3 separate regions of the Homo sapiens genome follow, and all the other regions are linked to region 1. Evidence: chromatin loops called from intact Hi-C (ENCODE). Cell type or tissue: Calu3. All regions are shown on one strand. Links, peaks and the distances in the headings refer to the core of each region. The heading gives the core; the rest is flanking DNA.

Evidence for each region. Peaks named below come from ENCODE experiments on the same cell type or tissue, not always from the same donor. Only the 100,000 strongest peaks of a DNase experiment are listed, where the experiment ranks them.
Region 2: a loop joins it to region 1, with 2.8 times the contacts of the local background. A loop is called at or near these places in 3 of 110 quality-filtered maps.
Region 3: it touches region 1 in a loop (2.9-fold over the local background); 38 of 110 quality-filtered maps call a loop at or near these places.

Annotation. Positions count from the first base shown.
Region 1 is chr16:72,921,468-72,927,548 of GRCh38, reverse strand. The region is part of intron 3 of ZFHX3 (zinc finger homeobox 3); the gene reads left to right. Among named protein-coding and RNA genes, the nearest start is that of ZFHX3, 120 kb to the left of the region's middle. In Calu3, for the core only: no CTCF peak of the experiment used is centred there; a DNase peak (open chromatin) is centred at 2,438.
Region 2 is chr16:73,018,240-73,024,320 of GRCh38, reverse strand. The region is part of intron 1 of ZFHX3 (zinc finger homeobox 3); the gene reads left to right. Among named protein-coding and RNA genes, the nearest start is that of ZFHX3, 27 kb to the left of the region's middle. In Calu3, for the core only: no CTCF peak of the experiment used is centred there; DNase peaks (open chromatin) are centred at 3,760 and 4,660.
Region 3 is chr16:73,055,119-73,061,199 of GRCh38, reverse strand. It overlaps a transcript of ZFHX3 not described here. Among named protein-coding and RNA genes, the nearest start is that of ZFHX3, 10 kb to the right of the region's middle. RefSeq lists silencers at 2,323-2,432, 2,513-2,602, 2,683-2,902, 3,183-3,582 and enhancers at 2,913-3,645, 5,485-5,997. In Calu3, for the core only: a CTCF peak has its summit at 3,521; DNase peaks (open chromatin) are centred at 2,334, 2,789, 3,489 and 5,177.

The sequences.
Region 1 (6,081 bases), core at 807-4,806:
GCATCGGTGGCTGAACGTTCCCCCAAATCCTCCTTTTGTGAGGTGTGATGTCACTTCCCCCATCACCTGCACCTGGAGAAGAACTGACTTATTCCAGATTCCAAGGCAAATCAGGAGGCCAAGGGGGCACGGCCTGGAGCAGGTGTTGCCCTCAGAAGAACTTGGCCATCCCAGCGGGAGAATGAATCGGGAGGATTGTTAAGGAAAGACTCGATGGGTATTGAGAAATTGAGAGAGAAGGAAGACAAGGAGGAAGGATTACTGTGACACAGGGAGAAGACTCATTGGTGTGGGTCTAAACAAATTTAAATAAAAATTTTTTACTACTGTTTAAAAATGGAAATTATTTTATTTTAACCAATGTCTGACCAAGTGAAACTGACCAAGTGAAATTCTCTGACCAAGTGAAGAAGGAGTGGAGACCTGAAGGTTCTGAATGTTCAAATTCTAAAAGTGAAATTCCAGGGAAGAAATATGGAAATAGATTTTTAGAGGTAATTTCAAGTGAGAACAGCTGAGAAGCCCCTATGCTGGGACTCTCCTCCAGCTCATGGTTCCTAACACCCTGTTCTCTGTCTCCTGACCTCTTGATTGGAGACTTTCCTATAAATTTCGTAAACCTGGGGGAGCTGGCTTCTTGGTAATCCTTTGTGTGTAGGATGTCAGTGGTCTAGAGAGAACTAGCCATCTGGAGGTCTGATGGGCTGTGCCCAGAGGAGGTTGGCCAGGATAGACCCAGAGAACGGGCCAGGAGTAGAAACATTGGTCTCTGCTTTGTGTAGGAGAGGCAGGAGCATGTAATCGCCCCTCATCTGAATACAGCAACTGCTGGGCCTGCTGTCTGTGTTGGAATTTGGCTGATTTACAGAAATGTCATGGGATCTTTGATGCCCATGGGTGGTCGGGACCTATCTCCCACGTGCTGAGCAATTCTAGTTTCATGTGCGAATAATGCCCATATTAAAACAATTAGTATCCATACTCCGAAAAGGAAGAAGGAACCCCAATTCATGTTGATCAGAGACACTTCCAGCTCATTTGAGAAAGGACTGGTAACTTCCACAAGGGCCCGAATATGTTTTTCAAAGTGGATTCTGTAATTCATTTTTAAAGAGTTGTAATACACACAAGTGTTTGGAAAGTGGAGTCGCTGTAGCTCTTTCACCTCTTCCATGGATTTATCTGGCTTTTGTTACTTGGGAAGGGGAGCGAGTGGGCGGGCAGGATAGAGTGAGAGTGTGAGAGAGACAGAGACGCAAAAATACACATTGCTTAGGGGAACTGTTTAGTTGGTTACTATGGGCAATTATATTCTAGCATCTAGTTTGAGTTTAGCTATAAGGGCATATGCAAAATAAAATGATAAGACATTAGAATAATCATGACCCATAACAACATTATTCCTTGTTAAGTTTTTAAAGGTTTCAGTTGATAGATGTGTTTCCAAATTAAAAGAAACAGTGACTTCCAAGATAAAAAGGGAGGCCTGTGCTTTTTAAATAGATCACAGAATTTTGTTTGTAACGTGAAAATAGGTCTCAGTTACCTGCTTCCTCTCTATTGTAATAATTATAAGTTAACTCTTGGGAACATGCTTTCGTGCACAAATATAGGGCCCTTTCAAGAAACTGACATGTGTTATATAATGAGTAGTGGGGGACAGGGGAGTAGCAGTCTGTGCCTCTTTGCATTTTCCTCCTGTCTTCAAGAGGACGTAAAAGCTATGGTCACTGCCCACCCTTGGCTGGTGCCCGTTCCAGCCCCTCTGGGCAGTTTGGTCAGGGAAGGAGTAGGCCCGAAGGTGACACTTGGTTTCCCAGCCCTATAAATTAGACAAATTCTGGACTATTGTAGATGATTGTGCGGGTCCATTTGCTTTCATTCATTCCTTTTTCCTCATTGCTTCAAAGTGAAAGGCAACTCAAGATAAGGGAAAGACACGGGACGGGGTTAAGTGGACACAGGTATGGGCTGCCTGTTAGCAAACCTGGGAAATGTGACCATCAGGATCACCTGTCCTTGACCCCACAGCGTGCGTATGCAGCATTGCTGCGGTGGTTGGGGACCATTTAGCCTGACCTGTGACATGCCTGTACCTCCTGAAATTTCCTGGCATTCAGGGGCCTCTAGAATTCTCTTGCCCTTTCCAGAGTTAGGGACCTCAAGGTTCTTTGTGTTGAACTTTGTGTTTAAAAAGTATAAGCTAGCTCAGTGATGGAACCGTTGACAGGGTAAAAGCGCAGTTGACTCACTCTACAGCTGCATTGACGGTGGGCAAGGATTGGTAGGAAGGAAGAAGTGGGCCAGCTTCTGGGAAGTGGGGGAAGAGTGGGCAGCCTCACGACCGATTTCGATAGCACAGCAATGGCTTTGTGTTAACTCCACATTCCAGCTTGCTCCAGCCCCACAGGTTATTTGCACAGCACACAAAGCACAGATTGTACAATGTATCCAGGTATCACTGGCATTGGCAGTTGACCGCAAATATGAATGGGACCTGTGTGTCCCCGTTGTAAGGCCTTCCCAAACCACCCCCGTGACTGCCTGGACAGAGTTCAGACTTGCCAGCTGGGGCGCCGGAGTAAGACCCATCTGCCTTCTCCGTTTTTGGGTCTATAGGTGCGTTTCTGTAAAGGGTAGGAGGAAATGGGACTGAAGTCCCATAGGACAGAAGTGCCCAGAGGAAGAAAACCCAGGAGGTTAGTTTAATAAGAAGAGAAAAAAGGAAGTTAAAGGGAGGCGGGGGCTAAACGAGAGTGAACGAGAAGGGTTTCTGACAATTAACTAATTCTCCTTGCTCTAACCCATGACAGAATTAATCACACATTAACACACTGACAGCAGAATTGATGTCATATGCAAATTAATAGTTCAGGCTTGGCATTCAACAGCCTGTTGGCTTCTTAGGGCTGGTGTCGTAGTTCTGCGCACCCAGCCGCGGCCTCTCTGTGGGCCTGGTACCATCTCACCCTCATTCGGCCTGAGAATATCCAGGGTGACTTTGTCATGGAAGCAGCATCTCATCCCATCTGCTGGCTTGAAACAACTTATGTCAAAACCCATAACCAGTTCCTTCCATGTTGTTTTCACTGTGGACACAAAGGCAGGTGTATAACAGGAGCCTGGGTTGAGGAACCCTTGGGCTGTAGTACTTTCTTACCTCCTCTTGTAGTTTTACAGTCAGTGACCGTCCTTGTAGGAAATCAGAGGCTGTTTTCTTGAACTATTCCTAGGAAGGGCCTGCGGTGTTGCCCCAGAGCTGCCCTGTTTAACAGAGGGAGCTGGGTTGCAGGGAACAAGGAGGGATAGCAGTATAGCGTCATCAAATCTAAAGTCGTTTAAGTTTTAGTTACATAATACAAAGTGAATTGTTTTATGTGGCTTCAAAGAGGTCTAACCTATTGCAACCAACTCTGAAAGACAAAATGTGAGCCTCTCCTTGATGTTAATAAATAAATAACAAGAAGAAAGAACAGTGTGTTTTATAGCATTTTGACTGCTGAACTTGAGTGCCTGGGGCAAGTGCTAGCTAGCCCGTTACAGCCGACGGCTAACCCACTTGTGAATTCGCCATCTGTGATAATTATTATTTTGACATGTAATGAGTAATCGTGTTGTGAACCAGGCATTGTACACAACTTAAAGACGTGGACCTGCCCAGTAGCCGCGTCTTGAACGTGGTAGGACGAGGCAATTCAAAGTAGGATGAAAACAGTCAACTGTGTATGTTGATCGGGAATGAGTATTGGCATTTTCTTAGTGGTGCTGATTTCCTTAGCTTTTTCATTAGCTCCCACTTCATCTACTTCATCTACTACCAAGGAGAGAGACTTGAGATTGATGAGGTCATGACAGAGATCTGGGAAGCGATGTTGTAGGCTGTGGAATGGTCTTAATTCCTGGGTGCTCCTGGTGGTGTCTGTATATGACATGTATAAAACAGGCTCAGAGACGCATCAACTATATCAGTGCCATGGAAATTAGGTCTCTGGGAAATCATTAACCTGAAATTTTGATTTTATAAATAATGTGAGGTGTTTGCCTCTATCAAGGATACAAGGCATATATATTCATAGCGTCTTTTTTTTTTTTTTTTTTCTGGTCTGAGACAGGTCTCACTCTGTCGCCCAGGCTGGAGTGCAGTGGTGTGATCACAGCTCACTGCAGCCTCTGCCTCCTAGGCTCTACAGATCCTCCCACCTCTGCCTCCCGAGTAGCTGGAACTATAGGCATGCACCACCCCGCCCAGCTAACTTTTTGTATCATTTGTAGAGATGGGCTTTCGCCATGTTGCCCAGGCTGGTGTTAAACTCCTGGGCTCGAGCGATCGATCCTCCCACCTTGGTCTCCCAAAGTGCTAGGATTACAGGCATGAGCCAACGCACCCAGCCCTATGTTCATATCTTCTATTCTTGTTGTAGACAGATAGATGCCAGCTTCTATTTATGTACACAACATATACATAGATACACATATACCTAAAAATATACACATATACTCTGATGTGTGTGTATGTGTGGATATACTTGCTGTAATTTTCATGTATAGTATAGTGCCTTAGATACTAATCATTTCGTCGAGTCCTTCTAGCAGCTTTACCATATATGGACTTAGTGCTCTAATCTGAGGAGCCTGGTATGGACAGAGCAGGAAGCAGGCTGGGGAGAGTCTGCTCTGTCCCCAGCCCTGACAGGTATCAGCCTCAGACCCTGTAACGTCAGCTGTAAAGTGAAGGTGTTTGCCTCCCAGAGTTTTTAGGATTAGATATCCTAAAATAGAATATCCTGTTCTAAAAACTGTACAGCATGTAACAATCTGAAACAAATGTTTTATGATTCATTTTTGATCACACAAGGCAATTTCAAAGGAAGAAAGCCAGGTACGAAGAGAGCGCTGGGAGTGACGGTCGTTCCATAAGGCTGTAGGTAGGTTTGGCCACACTCAGGTTCGTGTGGTACTGGCTGTCACCATGGTCCCTGGGTTGAGGGTGACAAGCAGGTGGATTTCTTTCTGTGACGCTAAAGCCATCCTTGATGGTGGCCCTTTCTGTCTGTGCTAGAGGTAAGGATTTGTCCTCTTCATTGCCACACCTCCCTCTTGACACTGGCATAATGGGTGGAATAGGATGAGATGAACTTCAGCTGATAGAGAACTAACAAGTGACAGAGGCCAAAGGGAAGGTTGTTTGTCTGGGACAGGGGGGCCTCACCGTCCTAATGCGGGGATGGTTAGGAGAGGATGGAGGGTTAAAGCTCCTTCAGCTGAGTGCAGAACCAAACCAGAGGGGCGAGTTGCAGTAACTGCAAGGAGGAATTGGGTGCAAAGAGAGGAGTAAAGATAGGGTAGTCTGGGTGTCACCCCCTGTGATTAAAGTTCTCCGCAAGAACCCAGGAGTGGGATTTCTGGTTCTGGTGCCCCTGCAGTGTGGAAATGCGAAGGTCTGCTGTTTCGGTGACTCAGTGGCAGAGTGTGGGCTTCACGGCGTGCCTACCGTGCTGCAGGGCTGAGAAGGAAGTGAGACCCCCTCCATGGCTGGTGCCCCCAGATGTTTCTCCAAGGAGTTTGGTGTGGGAGCTGTCTGGCAGGGGCCCCTGGTGCCTCCGCACCCGGCTGGGAGGCAGGCCTGCTTTCGTTTTGCATCTGTGCGTGTGGCCATTTTCATTTTTCCCTGGACAGCCTTGCCTGGGGTACTGCCTGCTGCCGGTGAGGGTTGCTAGGAAACCGGCCAAGGCCTGTCTCCTCCTGGCTCAGGACAAGGCCCCCGCCAGCTTCCTGGGGCCTGAAACCAGCATGCAGCACGCTGGGCGCCGAGCCAGGCACTGCCCCCTTTTCTCTCTGCCCCGTCCTTTCTCTCCAGACTCCTCGATCCCCTTCTGTACATGCAGTGATCATTTGCTGCACGAAGCATTGGGGGAAGGCGAGGCCACGCCAACTGTCTCCATCATGCTTCTCACCGTACTGTTAAGGTGCTTTCATCAGAGAATAAGAATAGCCCCAAAGCCAAATGAAAGTGAGATTCCCTCTGATTGTTTTCTGGAGTCTTTCTTGGCTAGCACCCAAGCATCCCAAATCCCCGTTCAG
Region 2 (6,081 bases), core at 1,314-5,313, 96 kb before region 1:
CCTCCCATCTGGAAGTTTCTCCCCAGCTGGGAGATGGGGCTGCCTCTTCTCTTCTTTCGCCCCTCCCTTCCCCCATCTCTCCTTGCTCACCTGCCTCTTCGTTTCTTTGCCAAAACACTCCAGCTATTTCATTTCTTTCAGGAGGAGCAAAGCTGTGTGGATGTGAGATGAGGGGGCTCTGTGGACTTTACCTTGTCTCCAGTGACCTTGATTCGATGCAGACTATGGAGCAAGTGGGTGAGGCAGCCTCTGTCTCTGCTGTTTATTTAGCGCCACTGGCATGTGCATGTTGTTTAATGGTAATACTGCACGTGCCTTGTTTCCAGGACGTCCTTCTCTGGGAAGACAGAGCGCTCAAAAGAAGCCCTTCTACCCAGTCTACAGATAGGGTGGGAGGAGCTGGTGTCCTCCCCGTAAGCCTGTCCTGAAACGGAAGTGTCCCTCGGAGCTCCCTTGCATTTTGTTGCCGTGGATGGAGCCACGTGGCCTTTGGGCTGACGTCGTGGTGTGTGTGGTCGTTGCAGCCTTTCTCTTCGTTACTCTAGGCTCAAGGATTGGCGTGGGTGGTGGCAAGATGACATGAAGCCTTTGAGGTTATGGATTTGAGCTCTGATTCCAGCCGTCTTCAAAATACTCACTTTAAGCCTTTTCTAAGCGCTGGTTTTCTGCAAAGCAGAGGGTCCTACCTGAAGGATGCATTAGGGGTCTTCCGGCTCCTAGGTGTGTGACCTGCGTAAGCACAGTGCTGCCTGTAGCGCATCGTGGGAGGGAGCCGGGGGCATTGGCTGTTGCTTTGGCCCTCGTGGCTTATGATTACAGTGTGCACACTTGTCTTGCTGTGCTTATCTTATTCACCTTAAGAGTTTCTGGGATCCAGCCTTTCCTCCCTCCGCCCCTTACCCTCACAGGCCTGCTCCAGGCCCCTTGTGTCTAGATGACAGCAGGCTCCTAAGGGGGGTTTCCCTCCAGCCCCTTCCACCTCCAGGCAGTCTCTGTGCGGAGGTTGCACAGTCTTAGCTTGTAGGCAAAACCTAGCCTGTAGATGTGTTTTGTTCAGCAAATACTATATTTTATTTTATTTATTTATTTATTCTTGAGACAGAGTCTTGCTCTGTCGCCAGGCTGGAGTGCAGCAGTGCGATCTCAGCTCACTGCAGCCTCTGCCTCCGAGGTTCAAGCGATTCTCCTGCCTGAGGCTCCTGAGTAGCTGGAATCATAGGCATGGGCCACCACGCCAGGCTAATTTTTTATTTTTAGTAGAGATGGGGTTTTGCCATGTTGGCCAGGTTGGCCTCGAACTCCTGACCTCAAGTGATCTGCCCGCCTCGGCCTTCCAGAGTGCTGGGATTACAGGCGTGAGACACTGCACCTGGCCACATACTATGTTTTAAACATGGGCACATTTCACAGAAAAATCAGTATTAAAACCTTCTCTTGAAAAAAAAAATCGGGGGATTTGGCCATTTTGGGTCTTCAGGGCAAAACCTGGCTAGAACAGGGTGGTGACTGCCCCTTGTGGAAGGAACATCTACTTTTTAGGTTGCCAGAGCTCACTGTTGCTTACCAGCTCTTACCCTACCACGTCCTGTTTCCCAGCCAACTTCGCTCATTTGTGTTACCTGCTTGGCCCTGTGCTGTCTGGGATCGTGGCATGTGGGCCGTCATTGGACTGAAACTCAGTTTCAGCGGTTCTCCGTAGGGGGTGATTTTGCTTCCTCCCCCCAAGATTTGGCAGTCTGGAGACATTCTTGGTTGTCACACTTTGGGGAGAGGATGCTACTGGCATCCAGTGTAGAGGCCAGGGATGCTCCTAAACATCCTGCGATGCCCAGGACAGCCACCCTCATCCCCAACGAAGAATGACACAGCCTGAATATCAGTGGTGCTGCCCTCAAACTCCCGGCTCCGTATTCTTCTTGTTCTGCTGACCAGGGGCCTGCAGTGGCTCCTCTCCCTCCTGCCTTTCACCATCTGCCTGCCTGGCTTGCAGGCCTGACTCAGGGAGACGGGCTTCTCCCAGCCTGGCTTTCTCAGCGAGAGCTTCCAGCCTTGGGGCTTCCCTGGGCTGCCCTTGACCTTTTGTTTGAGAGTCCCATGTGTGCCAGACACTGTTGTTGGTGCCGGTGATACTCCAATGGGGGCAAAAAAAGAGAGAAATGCTTGTCTGCTTGGAGCTTATACTACCTCATCTCCCTCACTGGACATCATTACTAAGTGCATTATAGTATTTTGGATGATGTTAAATGCTGTGGAGAGGAGGCGGGACGAGGGCAGGGGGTGAGCAGTAGTTGGCAGGTTCGGTGGACACAGTGAAGAAAGGCTTTCGGAGAAGGTGACATTTGAGTAAAGACTCATTCCTTAGCTTGGAGCTGTGTCACTCCAGCCTCTGCCTCCCGTCTACACGTGGCTGTCTTCCTTGTGTGCATTTCTGTGTGTTCCCTCCTCTTCTAAGGGTACCAGTCATTGATTTTTTTTTTTTTTTTTTTTTTTGAGATGGAGTCTCGCTTTGTCACCCAGGCTGGAGTGCAGTGGCATGATCTTGGCTCACTGCAACCTCCACCTCCCAGGTTCAAGTGATTCTCCTGCCTCAGCCTCCTGAGTAGCCGGGATTATAGGTGCCCGCCACCACACCTGGCTAATTTTTGTATTTTTAGTAGAGACAGGGTTTCACTATGTTGGCCAGGCTGGTCTCAAACTCCTGACCTCAGGTGATCTACCCACCTCAGCCTCCCAAAGTGATGGTATTATAGGTGTGAGCCACCACACCTGGCTCAGTCATTGATTTAAGGCCTACCCCGATCTAGTCTGAGCTCAATTTAGTTATAAATTACTTCAAAGACTCTATTTCCAAATAAGGCCATGTTCTGAGGTTCTTGGTAGACATGAGTTCTAGGAGGGATGCTATTCGATCTGCTCCAGGTGCTTATCCTCTGGATAGATTTTGAAGGGAGATATGGGACAAGACAGGACATAGAGTCAAGGGTGACTGCAAGATTTTTAACTTGAGTGACTGGAAGGACTGTATCCCTGTGGCCTTGGCTGGGCTGGCCAGCTCAGCAGGCCCTCGTCCCAGAACCTCGAGCCCCGTTTCCTCGATTGTCTTTCCTCGCTGCTCTAAACCCCTTCAGTCTTTCCTTTTATTGAGCCACTATATGTCTACTTAGCATCACAATTAGGCCTCTGAGTTAGCTGCTCAAATCTTTAATTATGAGTAAAAGGGTAAGGTGCCAAGTCTGTCTGAGGACATCGGGAAAATAATTTAAGGAGCTTCATTTTTCAAAGTCCTTGGGCCTATACCCTTTCAACTAATCCTTGCAGGTGCTCTATACGGTATGCAGAGTGGGGACACATCTCATTTTGTAGATGAGAAAAGCTCAGAGACTAAATGGCTTTGGGGGATCATCGAGCAGTTGGTTCAGATCTGCATTTGAACCCCTATGGAAGAGTATTGGGGGGGCGGGATGAAGTGGATTATATAGGAAGACATCCTGCTGCATAACGTTTTACTCAGTTCAGCCAGATTTGAATAGGATAAGACAGAAAAGGTCCAACAACCATGCCCGTGCCTCCCTGACTTTACCCTTAAACCAGTAAATATTTAAATGGAGAATTTCAGGAAGACCAGGGGCATTGAAGAATCGTTGAGTCAAACTCAACATTGGAGGTCTGAACTGATCAGTTCCACTTGATTTCAGTTTCGATGACTATTGCTGAGTCATGGTCGACAAGCACTGCCAAAGTCAACACCACGGGCCTGGCCGGGGCAGCTGGCTACACAGTGGTTTGTCCCATGGGTCCCGCGTTGCCCGTTTTCTGTGTATTTCAGAAGCTGTCCCATATGGTGAGGCCATTCTTGGCCCTTACACTCTGTGTGGGGGATGTTTTTCTTTCGGAATCTAAGACAGAGAGCTTTTGTTGGGAAATTTCTTGTGAGAAATCAGAAGTATGTCTTTACTTTTTGATAGTGTGATAGCAACATCACCCCTCTTCGTGGTTTCCTTGGGCAGTTTGCTATTTGATCTGATCAGAAATTTGCTCATGATCCTAAGGGAGTGTTCTGCCAATGTAAAGTTTGCGTATGTGATTCATTAAATGTATTTTTAAAAAATTAAAATCAGGCCTCCCGGTGCCTCTGTAGAGTAATTGATGCAGGGCTCTTGCTGGTGCCTCTTGTCCTGGTGACAGTGGCCTTTCCCACAGTCATGGTGCTTCCTTTTTCTTGCATAGTCAGCTCTCAAACCAAGAATGTGAAGGATCTGTGTGAGATGTTGCAGGGTACAGTGGATTTTGTCTTTCAGCGATGATAACGAATGGTGATAGTTCCCATGGAATGTCTCCATGGTGCTTGCAGGAGGTTAAAGGGCTCAGTACGGGACCCAGACAGAGTTGGAACAGACATTTTTTAAAAACGTGTTTATGCCCAGCCAGGAATGCCAGCCCGCTCTCTCATTTTTCTTACCAGTGGGCTAAACAAATAAACAGTTCCAGTTGTGGGCAGATGGATGAGGAGATCTTGAAGAAGCCATAGAGAAAGGGAAGGGGGCGGGTGAGCCCTGATTGCTCTACGTGGGATGAGGGGTGAGAGAGCGGAGAAGGCTCTCTAGGAACGGGCTCAGGGTTTGGACTGAGACGTTGCTTCCTGCGCGTCGTGATGACTCACAATCTCCAGGTTCATGCCCTTTAGAGCAGACAGTCTGTGCATCTCAGGGTGAAGGTGGGGATAGCAGAGCGGGGTCACCCAGTAGCCAGGGCAGGTTTGGGGAGGCAAAGTGCTGTTCCCTCGATGCTGCAGTGTGGCTGGGAGGGCTGCAGGGGTCCAGGCAGGGGTTTCCGGTGGGCACCTTGGTAAGGAAGTGTATGTGTGTTCACACTTGGTGGAAGGGTTGTGGTGGCCTGTAAACCAGGCAGCCCATGTGCACTCAGGTGCGCGTGCAGACACGCACACGCACACGCACACACACACACACACACACACACGCACAGACACACACACGCACACGCTGGTGGAGGATTCAGAGGCCCTTCTGGGGCTTGGCGTCATGTCCTGAGAGCCACCTTCCTGAGACTATAAAGTGGGAGTGAGGCTCACGTCCACTGGCAGCTGGCAGTTTCAACAGCATCAGGCCACTTTCTGAAACGAACTGGCCACTCGGTCCTTGCCTCGTAGTGATAGCTTTTGAAAGTCACAAGTGGCTTTAATCCCAACTCTTTTGACTTGAGCCAGGATGAAAAGGTGCCGGATGTTTTGCTGTTTTATTCTTTCATCCAGTGACAGCCTTGAGGATTCTGGGAATGATGCATCGAGGGATGTGACAATGAGTGTGTGATACAGCGGAGCTCTGGGCCTCTGAGGTGTGTGTCCTTAGAAGCGAGGTCAGAGTCTTAGCGGAACCGGAAGCTTGAGCCCCAACACTAGGGTGCAAGCAGAGCTGGGTAGTGAGTTCTTTCTGGGTTGGTTAGGAGGGAGGGTAACCTTTGAATGAGAAGAGCTGTAGCTTTCAGAATAAAATCACAGTGGCAAGCATTGAGGAAACTGACAGCCAGTTTTAGCATTTAGACTATACAGAGGCTAGCTTCAGTCCTTCAGGGAGACAGTTCAGATTCTCAGAGTGAAGAGAGTATGATAACACACAGCCAAGCCTGGGGTGAATCCCCACAAAATGCCAATTAAAGAAAATTCTTGCCATTTATTATTTAGAGTTATTTTATTTTATTTTATTTTTGAGATGGAGTCTCACTCTGTCGCCAGGCTGGAGTGCAGTGGTGTGATTTTGGCTCACTGCAGTCTCTGCCTCCTGGGTTCAAGCGATCCTCCTGCCTCAGCCTCCCAAGTAGCTGGGACTACAGGCTAATGCCCAGGTAATTTTTTGTGGTTTTAGTAGAGACGGGGTTTCACCATGTTGGCCAGGATGGTCTCGATCTCTTGACCTCATGATCTACCCCGTTCAGCCTCCCAAAGTGTTGGGATGACAGGCGTGAGCCACCACACCCGGCCTTAGAGTTAATTTATTTTATAAGATCAAAACCATGGCCAGGCGTGTATGCTCACGCCTGTCATCCCAGCACTTTGGGAGGCCAAGG
Region 3 (6,081 bases), core at 1,314-5,313, 130 kb before region 1:
CAAAGGTTTTGCAAGCACTGACTGGTGAAACCTGTAGCAAGCCAGGCTGGACTTGGCTTTATTGATCAGCTGTCCTGCATGGAAAAGCAGCCAGAAAAAGTTTGAATGGCAACCCAGATTTGGCTCACAGAGAGGAAACCCCTGATTTTTCTAAATGTATTTTCTTCCCCCGCCCCCCGTAAATAAAATAGCATTATTCCCAGAGTGAATTCAGAAGGATTAGATGAGGTAACCCTGCAAAATCCTAAACCGGTTTTTTTCTCTCTAGTCTTGACTAAGAAGCTGCATGTTCTTAAGAGCATTGGAAAATCTCTCAAAATGAAGAATTACTTTCTAATCAAACAGATTTCCTGATTAATTCCCAAATTCCTTCTAAAATAAATAATCTGGTAGGCTAGGGCAACATTTTTTCCCAAGAAAAATAAGTTTTAGCAAGCTATCTGGTGTTACAGGGTTTACTAATAATGCCTTCAAAAACATAAATGTTGTTTTTACATTTGCAGATTACTTAAAGTGCTGATTGCATTTTATTTTATTCCAGACATTGTAATTTCAATGGTATTAGTTCATATTTAGAACTTACATAAATACAACTTGTCATTTTTAAAAAATCTATTGCAGTAGCAGTGACGCTGAGGCTAGGATTTGAAAGGGGGGGGAAGAGACAGAGAAGAGGGGGGAGAGAGAGAGAGAGAGACAGACAGACACTGACTCTTGTTCTTCCTGCGTTTGTTTGCTTGCTTTTTGGAGGTACCGTGCACCAGCCTAAGTGATGGCTTTGATGTACTGGGAATCGGTACAGTAGTAGGGTCCCTCGCTGCTGTCTTTGATTCCAGGGATCTCCTTTGGGCTCTAGTGGGATGTACCGCTCCTAGTCTTTATCTGAAATCCATCCTCTCATTTCAAGCCCTTTGGCTTCGTGACTGTGCTCCAAACTCTTGGAGGTAGCTGTAAGGCTTTTTTTTTTTTTTTTTTTGGCATTAGGGAAGGGGTATGTAATTTCCCCTTTCTACACCCTAGGCCTTTCCTCTATATTTAAATATATTGGCTTTCTCTCTTATGAATTCAGTCTGAAATTATTTTTCACTGCCTTTATTACATCCCTGCTTTTGATGGCAAAATAGCTTCCTGTGTTTTGAAAACATCTGCTTTCCAGGTTTCACACGAGAAAATTGATTTTACTTTTCTCTTAAGTCCAGAAAGGTAGAAAGTTGGACTTGTTTCCAAGTGCAACTTTTCCTTTTCTTGTCTTTCCTGAAGTTATCCCCTTTCAGTTCTGATTCACTTTCTCCCTTTTATTTCTTCTAATCACCCCTCCTCTCTTCCTCTCTCCTTCTAAAGAACCAGAGAAGACCGATTGCGTCTTATTTCAGAACACAAAATTAACATATATTTTTTGTCTAGTCTATGGTATGTGTTAAAGTTTTCTCCATATTTTCTTCATTCGTCCTCTGATTTGGGGGGAGGTAATTTTCCTTCAGTTAAAAAATCTCAGATTTGCAATTTAAAGTGGTCTCTATTCGAAGTCTCTGCTCTTTCACTTAAACCTTTACTCTAAGCTGTCCCCCTCCACTAATGCCCCCATTCTTTGGAGATGCTCTTTTCCTAGTTAATTTAAACATTGCTGCGTTTGCTTAGAGAGAGAGAGAGAGAGAGAGAGAGAGAGAGAGAGAGAAAGGGGAAAATAATAAGAAAGAAAAGAGAAGGGGGGGAAGAAGAAAGGAAAAAAAAAATCTTAAAAAGATTCTTAGCCAGGTTCCTATTGTTGCTCCTATGCATTCCACTTCTCGGTGTGTGTGTGCGTGTGTGTGTGTGTGTGTGTGTGTGCGCGCGCTCGTGTGTGTGTCGTGTGTGTGTGTGTGTGTGTTTTTAATACATGCATAAACTTTTGGAGCCTCTCTCCCTCTTCTAGGCTCTTCTCCCATCCTCTCTTCCTGCTCTCCTTGCCCTGCTCATCACTTTCCCCTGTTTTTTTTTTTTTTTCCTCCCTTCCTCCCCTCTGCCTCCCTCCACCTCCCCCTTTTCTTTTTTGCTGAATCTTATTGATCCAGAAGGTGGCTAATTAGCCCTTCCCGTCGTGCCTGGGTAATGAAGCACATGCGCACTGAATTAATCACAGCCATTTTTTGCAGGAAACTAATTAGCAGAATAAAGATCCAAAGACTTTTTTTTCTTTTCACTCATCAGCTCCCACTTCCAGCGCGTCCCCTCCGACCGCTGCAGCCGCCACCGCCGCCGCCTCCTCCTCCTCCTCCTCCCGGCCGCAGCCGCCGCCGCCGCCTGCTTTGCATCCCAATTACAGCCTAGAGCCGCTGCCGCCGCCGCCGCCGCTTCTCTTCCGTGGCCCCTGCCCGCTCCGGGGGCTGTAAACTCCCCGCCAACCATGCTGCTCGGCGGCAGCGGCGGCGGCGGCTCCGGCTCCCCGGCTGCGGCCGCCTCCCGCCCCGGGCTCCGCCGAGCGCGCTCCAGCTCCGCCGCCGCCGCCGCCGCCGCCGCCGCCGCCAGCAGCGCGTCCTCCGCCGCCGCCGACCCCCGCCAGCCGCCGCTGCTGCCTTGATGGGCTCCGCGGCCCGAGCGCCTCTTTTCGGGATTAAAAGCGCCGCCAGCTCCCGCCGCCGCCGCCGTCGCCAGCAGCGCCGCTGCAGCCGCCGCCGCCGGAGAAGCAACCGCGTAAGTGGCAACTTTTCCCTCTTTTTTTTTTCCCGCCGCCGCCGCCGCCTGCTCCTCCTCCTCCTCCCGCCGCCACCGCCCGGACGCGGGGCTCCTCGGGGCGCCCGGGCTGCTTTGCATGGGGCTCGTCCTGCCCCCTCCCGGCTCTCGCGCCCGGCCGCCGCCGCCCGCGCTCCCCGCGCCCGCGCCCTGCTCGCTCGCTGCGTCCCGCTCGCCTTCCCCCTACGCCAAACTTTCTCTTTCTCTTCTTCTTCCTCCTCCTCCCGCCGCTGCCGCCGCCGCCGCCGCCGAGCCCGGGCCGCCCCCTCCTCCCCGGCCCCGCGCCGCCGCCGCCGGCCGCCGGCGACCCCCGGGAGGGTGGAGGCGCCCGGGGCGAGGCCCGCGCGGCGAGTTTGGAGGCGCCGCCAGGCAGGGCCGGCCGGGGCGCGGGCCGAGGGCGGGAGGGCGGCCGGGGTACCAGCTCGGAGACAAAGGCGGCGGCCGGCGGTGGGGGGAGTATGGGGGGGTCCGCGGTGCCGAGTGCCCCCGCCCCCGCCGCTCCCGGCCCCCAACTTTGCCCCACCCCGAGAGGCGCCGGGGCCCCGGGCTGAGCAGCCGCGCGGGGCGCGCACCCGGCCCGGAGCAGTCGCCGCGGTCGCAGCCACTGCTGCTGCCGCGGCCGCCACCGCTGGCCGGGCGAGCGCCTTCCGCGCTGGGGCTCGACTTGCCGGCGACGCGGGAGCCCGTTCGGAGCCACGGGGTCCCGGAGGGGGCGAGGCGGCCGCGCGATCCTCTACCTGTGCGCTCTCCGCCCTGCCCCACTGGCAGCGCCGCGAGCGCCCAGAGGGGACTCTGCCCTGGACACTAGGGGCTCCCGGGGGCTCGGGGCTGCGCCGCTGGCCAGGGCCAGACCTCGCCCGGCCGGCCTTCTTCCGCCAGCTGAGCTCAGAGACATCCGAGGATGCCTTTTTTCTTTTTCTTTTCTTTCTTCTTCTTCTTCTTTTTTTTTTTTTTTGCTCTCGCGAATCTGGGATTGTTTACGTTGGGTTCCCCACTCTCACCCCTCGCCCGGCTCCACTCGATGCAAAAACCGTGTTCCTGAATTTTACATTATGCATTTTAATGTCCGTCTTTTTGCATATCTATTGGAGAGTAGATCTAAGTGTATTTCATGCAGTGTATATAATTAAGTTGTGTATGGACTCAGTACTCGGAGGGTTCTTGTATAACTATTGAATTAAAATATGTATATATCACTTTGCGAGTGAAGCTGTTGCTCAGAATCTGACTTTTGTTCAATGTTGTGCTATTCTTTGGACTGTGGCAAATTCTTTGATTACAAGCGCTTTCAAAAGGCACCCAGTCTTAACTTTTCCCCCTTGTTGCTTTCAAGTAGGGTAAATATGACAATTTTTATTGGTCTCAATTATTGAAACTTGATCTAAGCACTGTATGGACGGAGCATGCTGATTGCCTTTTTCTGGCCTCCAGTTCTAGTGACTTTTAAAAGGCAGTTTGTTAAGTACCTTTGAAGAATATGACAGACGGTGATCGCTTGGCTGTAATGCAAATTACAGAACATAAATTCACTTTGGAATTTAAAAAAGACTCGAGCCCTTTCAGTGGGGACAATTGAGGATTTATTATGTTTTTTAAAAAATTACTTTTTTTCCTCCCTACTTTGGGAGAATAGCTAGTTGCAGACCAACTTATTTGGAGGTCCTCCGAAAGAGGCTTGGGCAGTGGGCGAGGGGAGAAGATTGATCACAATCTGCATAATCAATAGGGCAGCGTGCTGCAATCGTGTACCTACATTTACTGTAAATTTCTACAATATCTGCAGCGTGGGTGCTCCAGCGCCTTGCTTGGCTTCTTAGAGAGGATTTAGAGGGAGAACAACCAGAATTTACTGCCCTGCCCTCCGGAACAATATAGGGAAGTCCACTCCATAGTAGCTCATTCTAAAACTCCATTTTGCTGAAGTTGTTTTTTTTTCCAAATCTGTTTACATGTGGGGGTTTCAGGAGCTGAACCCCCAAAGTGTAGACATCCTGTGGGTTGAGGGGAGTGGGGGGTATTCAGGAGACCTAGGGGTTGGGAGTTTGCTTCTTGAATGGGCACTTGGGGGGCCCTCTTCTTATCTTACAATGTTAGGTTTGTTGTTTTTTTTTTAACTAGTGCAGGTATATTAGAGATAGGAAAATAAAAGAGAATATACTAGAGATTGACGCAGTGTCAAAAGTATGAGTTGCTGTGTGTGTATGAGAAGAGAGATAGAATACAGACACAGTCAGTCTTGAAAGCTTGGTGGTAGGTGAATCCATATTTGGAGATGATTTTGAAATAGTCTAGCAAATGGTGTACGAAGAGGATTTCGTAAAAAGTGTACACGGAGTCAGTTTTGAAAAGACTGCGGTTTGGGAAGATGAGGTGTGGGCAGGAAAACCTACTCTAGGCCAGCAGCCTTCCTCTGTCTGTGTGTCTCCCTTCCCCCTCCTCGGGTTTTAGTTTTTAATTACTTAATGCTGAAACGCACAGGGCTTATATAAATATTTGCAAATGCTCTTTCCTATTGATTTCTCTGAATAAACTGCCCTGCTCCGGTCCAGAGAGGAGGCGATTCAGATCTGTGGACTTTTTAAACATACAAAGTCTCTGGAGGAGTGGTGTTCTCTGCGTGTGTGTGTGTGTGTGTGTGTGTGTAGAGTTGTAGGTATGAGGATTTGGGGGGCCCGCAAAGAGAGTTCAGGCTCTCAGTGGTGTGGGCCAAGAAAACTGGGGTGGAGCTGGTCCCATGGCCTGGCAGTCCTGACGTGTGTGTGTGTGTATGTGTGTGTGTGTGTGTGTGTGTGCGCGCGCGCGCGCGCGCGCGTACGTCTGCACCGTGTGGGTGTCTTCACTGGGGGAGTCTGGATGCATATGCACTTACTTCCCCCACCCCTATTAAATATGGAGCAGCTTTTCAGGACTCTGTGACTGCCTTCTCCTCAGGGTCACATTGAGTTTGAATCTGACCCAAGGTGCAGGAATCCTGCAATGGGGAAATAAAAGAATATACAGAACGGGGTCAGGTCAGCTGCTCAGAGGCCAAAACCCCTACAGCTGCTTTGATTTTATTTTTTGGTGTATATTTTAGGCTCCTCCTGCCATTGTACAAATTGTGCCTCCCCCTTTCAGGTGTTTGGTCTGTGGTTTAAAGGCACCAGAGCCTATGCCTGCATAGACATAGGCTCCCAGCAACAACAGAAAACCCACAATACCGAATCCAAAACAAAACCCGGGAGGAGGGGGAGAAAAAAACCCTATTGAGTTCAGGCAAATAAGGTTGGGTCTCTAGATCCGGTTACAAAGCAGCTTTGAATATGCAAGACAGTGCACAAGACCAGTTATTCCAGTTACAACAAACTATTAAAAAAAAAAAGAGAGAGAAAA